Linked DNA regions of Mus musculus: region 1 is linked to region 2. Evidence: chromatin loops called from intact Hi-C (ENCODE). Cell type or tissue: left cerebral cortex. All regions are shown on one strand.

Region 1 (2,500 bases), 49 kb after region 2:
GACTGGCTTGCTTCTCCTGACTTGCGCAGCCTGCTGTCTTACCCACAGATGCCCTACAATGGCCTGGCCCTCCCATGTCCATCAAGAAAGTGCCTGCACAGAGTTGCCCACAGGCCAATATAATGGAGGCATTTCTTTAATTGGGGCTTCGATATTCACTTACCTATTGTCTTCATTTTTTTTTCTGTTGCTGTGACATAATACTCCAACAACAGCAACTTAAAGGAGATATCTTGCTCTAATTCACAGGGCTTGCACAGTTGGTGATGGTGGGGCAGTCATCGCAGCAGGAGCCTAGAGCATCTGGTCACAGCCAGTAGAGCACTGGACACCTGAGTGTGACTCAGTTCAGTTTTTCCACTTACACAGCCCAGTATCTTGTCCAACCAATAGTCCACCTCAATGATACAGTCAAAATAAGTGTGCCCAGGGGTCTGTCTCCCAGATAATTCTAGATCCTTTTAAGTGACCTTTACCACCAGCAATTACACAACTATTGAATCAGAATTGGTTTTTTTCACATCCATTACAAATATGGAGGAAAACAGCATGTGCTAGATTAAAGATGTCAAGTAGCATCGCTGCCTTTTGGCTAAGATCAGATGTAGAAGATGACCTTAAATACCTTAAGTCATCAGGTTTGGACCTAGACATAGGCGTACCTCAGTTTCAGTGTGCATTGCTGAGAAGGTATGGGGTGGGGTGGGGTGGGCAAGGATTGTGTTTTCTTATACACTCCCAGATGCTGATGTCCTCCTTGCTGATATATGGAGTATGTATCCCACCATATTTGTATGGGGTTGCTGTATGTTGAGACCTTCTATGAGCACGCTGTCTGATACTGTTATGGGGCAGAGGGACCCCAGCCTTCTTAATTTCAGTGAGGCCAATTTGGATCCTGTGCTATCTGAATACCAGCAGGAGACCTCAAGTAATGTGGAACAGAACAGCTCAGGTAAATTCCATCTGAATATGCCATCTATTCAATGCACTAAGATGGTTGTTTTAAACTAAGAAGTTATTACTGAACAAACTCGTGTTGTGTAGCAGAAGATCACCAAGCAGAATTTGGTTTAACATGTACTACCTACATACTAAAATCAATTAGAACATTAGGAAATACTGATTTCAACTGATTAGGTTGATCTGAAATGGGTCTTGGGCATTGATGCTTTAAAAAAAAAACCCTAAGATGCGCCTTATAATAGTAAATTTTGATGTTTGAGGCCACTGCGATGGGCAATGAAGAACCTGGAATAGGTTCACGCAGGACGCTGGTGTGACCATGTGTGTTTAACACAGTGATTGTTAACTACATGGAGGATAAATCTGGGGAGTTGAAGACTGGAGTTAAGGAAATCAGTCAGAAAGTGAAGAAGAAGATGATATGGTCTTGAGCTAGAACACCTGGAGTAGGTTGGGGAGAGCCAGGTTAATATGACAGATCGGGGAGATAAAACACTGAGTGTGAGAGAGAAACCTGGGAGGTGAAGGGAAAGGAAGGAGCCTGTGACAGAATGACAGAACCTGCGAGTGCTGCTGGGGGCCTGAGCCGATGAGAGTAACATTTGTAACAGCCTGGAGTGTCAGAAGGGAGGCAAGAGTACATTGTCTTGACAATGTGTTAACTTTAGATTAGCCACACTTTCTAGTTAAATATGTTTGGTAGCAGTTAAATACTTAAATCTTAAGCTGGGAAGAACAGTTTTGCCCAAGGTGTTGATCTCAGTGATGGTTAGTCTTATTTCCACCTTGAAAGAGTCACCTGGAGATATTCCTCTGGGCATGTTTGTGGATTGTCTTTATTGTGTCAATGGAGGTGGGAAGACCTGTGCATTGTGGGTACTGTCATGCTGTTTCTTTGGGCGGGTTCTGGACTATACACAGATTGAGAGGGAGAGGGAGTCGCAGCTCACTCTGCTTCTTGACTCCATACAATGTATTCGGCACCTCCTGTCCCTGCCTGTTTCTTACTTCCCCACTATGATGGAAGGAAACCTGGATTTTTTTCCGCTTGAATTGCTTTTGTCAGGGTATTTCATCAAAGCCACAGAAAAAGTAACTGAGATGGCATCACCCCATGGTAACGAAAAGCAAGAGATGGAATGTGATCTCCTGGAGATGGCTCTTGGTCTGCTGGGCAAATAATGCTTAGGATAAAACCTGGGCTCACCAACCTCAGTGGGGGCCAGATGGCAAGGCCTTGAAAGGACCACAAGTGAACCAGCCGAATACCCTGGTGGACGGACTAAGCCCCTGCCTTGGGATTGTACTATGAAGCAATGAGAAATGTGTAGACGGCCCAAGTCAACCTCTGCTTCATTCTTCCTCTGGGGTTTCCCTAGTCTGCCGTGTGAAAGGGCAGGGATGATGGTGTTTAAGATTAGGAGGGCTGATGAGAAACACAGGTCTCTTTTCTGCCATTCTCTGTTCTTGCAAGAAAGGTCATCCATTTCTCAGCAGAGAAGCTATTACAGAGCCAAAATGAAATGGTTCCAGG
Region 2 (2,500 bases):
ATCCAGAGAGAGCCTGACCTTGCCAATAACTTTGTTGTAAACTATGGTTTTAGACTCATTAGAGAATAAATTTCAATTGTTTCAAACCACAGTTTGTGACCATTGGCTGTGGAATCCTTAAGTAAGGAATACATCCAGCAACCCCAACTGCCACAATCTCAGGGGGAATATGCATTATGAACTTCACCTACATTATCCAAAAGAACCTTCCCAGGGAGGACAGCAGCCGACACCTGATGTCAGTTGGACAGCTGAGGAGACCGAGCATGGTAGTGTTCAGCATCTTGTCGTGGCATAGAGCTACATCTTCAACAGTTACAGCCTTTCCGTTCCAGCTTTCTCCCTAAGCAGTTCGAGTTGTTGGCTTTCTTTTGAAAATGGAACTTGTGGTCCACAGGGCAGATTTAATTCATAAAACCCTTTCCCAAGTTCCTTCTGTTTCCCTCTCTGCTAATTTGCCTCCAGATCCTTCAGGATTGTAGACTTAGACACAAGCAGGGAGGTGTCCGGGCTTCCGGGCTGCCTGAAGGGCTACAAGAGCAGAAATATGACCCTTCTGCTTTGTCTCCCCATCCCCCCACCTATTTCACTCAGATCAATTCCTTCTATGCCCAAGCTCTTTTGAGCAAACACTTCCTCCGTTCTGTTAGTTCCATCATGGTCACATGTGCTTAAGCATATTTTTTAAATTAAATGATATCAAATTTGGATCGCAGTTCCCCCTGTTCCTTCATTTTCAAAGGCAATTACACTTCTGAGTATATAATTCAGTGTGTTTCAGAAACATTCTCATGCTGGTTCATTCATTGGGATTCTCCCTTATGTTTCCTGTAAAACTCAGACACTGCCATGGTGCTGTGTTCTGGTGCCGTGTTGTGGGCTTCGGGCAGCCCCGGCCACAGTAAGAACCCGCTGCTTCCTTCTCGTGCACATCATTCTCAGCCCCGTCTCATTGGTATTTCCCAAGCCTCCCAGCATCTGTGCTGGCACACACATGTTGAACGGCTCTCCTGGAGATAGCACTATACTCCAGTTGCTATAGAAATGCAACAGGGAATGTAACTCTGGGTTCTTATGTCTCACATATTCAAATTTAGATGATGGGTAACATGTCTAGAGAAAGGGGAAAAAAAAGATGGTGCCATTTCCCATGAGACAGAATCGCAAACCTCCCATGTCATCAGACTCCTTAACTGATAAGGTGTCCAGGTAAAGACACGCATCTGTTCTACTTTATGATCTCATGACTTCAGGAAGCTTCGTTTAGTGTGACTCTTAGCCTTTGGTATCCATGCTGCCCTGAAAGCTAGTGGAGTCAGGGAGGAAGATGGGAGAGAGGACCAACATCAGTGATAGGACGTATTATTTGAGTGTTTGTGATGACAAACCACTTTTGTTTTTCTAATAACGCATTGTGAAAAGGAGAGTCAGTTGGAGACTGGTCAAACTGAGGATGCTAAGCCAAATGGATAGTATGGGGGGAAGACAGCCCACAAAATACATGCTAAGGCTTCAGAGAGAAAATTACAAGGAGCCAAACCAAGCCCTGTGTGTCTGTGGGAGGAAAGGAGGCAGAACATTCCGTTTCTGATTGTCCTTCTGAGCTAATCTTTTTTTTTTCCTTGAAAAGACATTAAAAATCAATCGAGAACACACCCTACTCTTTGGCTGTTGTTATTGTTAAGCACATGTTCAATTTAAAAGTGGCATTGTTGAGAATAAAGCAATGAAGAAATTGTCAACAAGACGGGGAGTGGGGAGGAAATAGGAAAACTGGGCTTCCCAGAAGTCAGAATTTAAAAGGGTGTTTGCCATCAAACTGTTGACAACTGGAAACATACCCCTGGCTCCCAACCTCCACTACCCCCGTGCCCCCATGCCCCAACACATGCAGCTCTAGCTTGAGAGAATGCACAGACAATCTTTTCTCAGCTGGGTTTTAAATGCCACACTGAAGCAGAGGGGAGGGAGGGGGAGATAGACTTGCTTGAGAACAGGAGACAGGACTCACACAGGTCTCCCCTCAGTGCTTCAGACCTTAGCATTTATTACTTGGCTTATGGGTCCAACTTTTGCGTACTGCAGATTACTTGTGTCAGCCAGGAATATGTCCATAAAGTTTCAGTATAAAACCTCAGCCCTCAAGGGTTTGATGGGAGCCTGAAGATGCTAACCAAGGAGGTAGAGGGATGGCTGAATTTTCATTTGCTTCTGTGTTCTTTGAGGGGACAAAGCTCCTGTTGATGAAGCTTCTAATTGCATCAGGGGAAATGGTAGCTAAGAGCTTGAATGGACAGGGTGGGGGATTTAAGTTGCTTGTTAATAACTGTCAGGGTTAGGCTCAGCTGGTACAGAGCTTCCATATTACGGATGACCCTGGGGTTGTCACCAGGCATGGTGGTAGATTCCTACAAGACTGTGATCCCAGCACTCAGCAGGTATAAGTAGGAGACAGCCTTTGCTACAGAGAGAGTTCAAAACCAGCCTAGGATACATGAGA

The links. Hi-C counts contacts between places; a loop is a spot of excess contacts. Peaks named below come from ENCODE experiments on the same cell type or tissue, not always from the same donor. Only the 100,000 strongest peaks of a DNase experiment are listed, where the experiment ranks them.
Region 1: a loop joins it to region 2, with 4 times the contacts of the local background. A loop is called at or near these places in 1 of 42 quality-filtered maps.

What each region holds. Positions count from the first base shown.
Region 1 is chr14:48,041,290-48,043,789 of GRCm38, reverse strand. No RefSeq gene overlaps it. Among named protein-coding and RNA genes, the nearest start is that of Peli2, 78 kb to the left of the region's middle. In left cerebral cortex, no CTCF peak of the experiment used is centred here; no DNase peak of the experiment used is centred here.
Region 2 is chr14:48,089,838-48,092,337 of GRCm38, reverse strand. No RefSeq gene overlaps it. Among named protein-coding and RNA genes, the nearest start is that of Peli2, 30 kb to the left of the region's middle. In left cerebral cortex, no CTCF peak of the experiment used is centred here; a DNase peak (open chromatin) is centred at 960.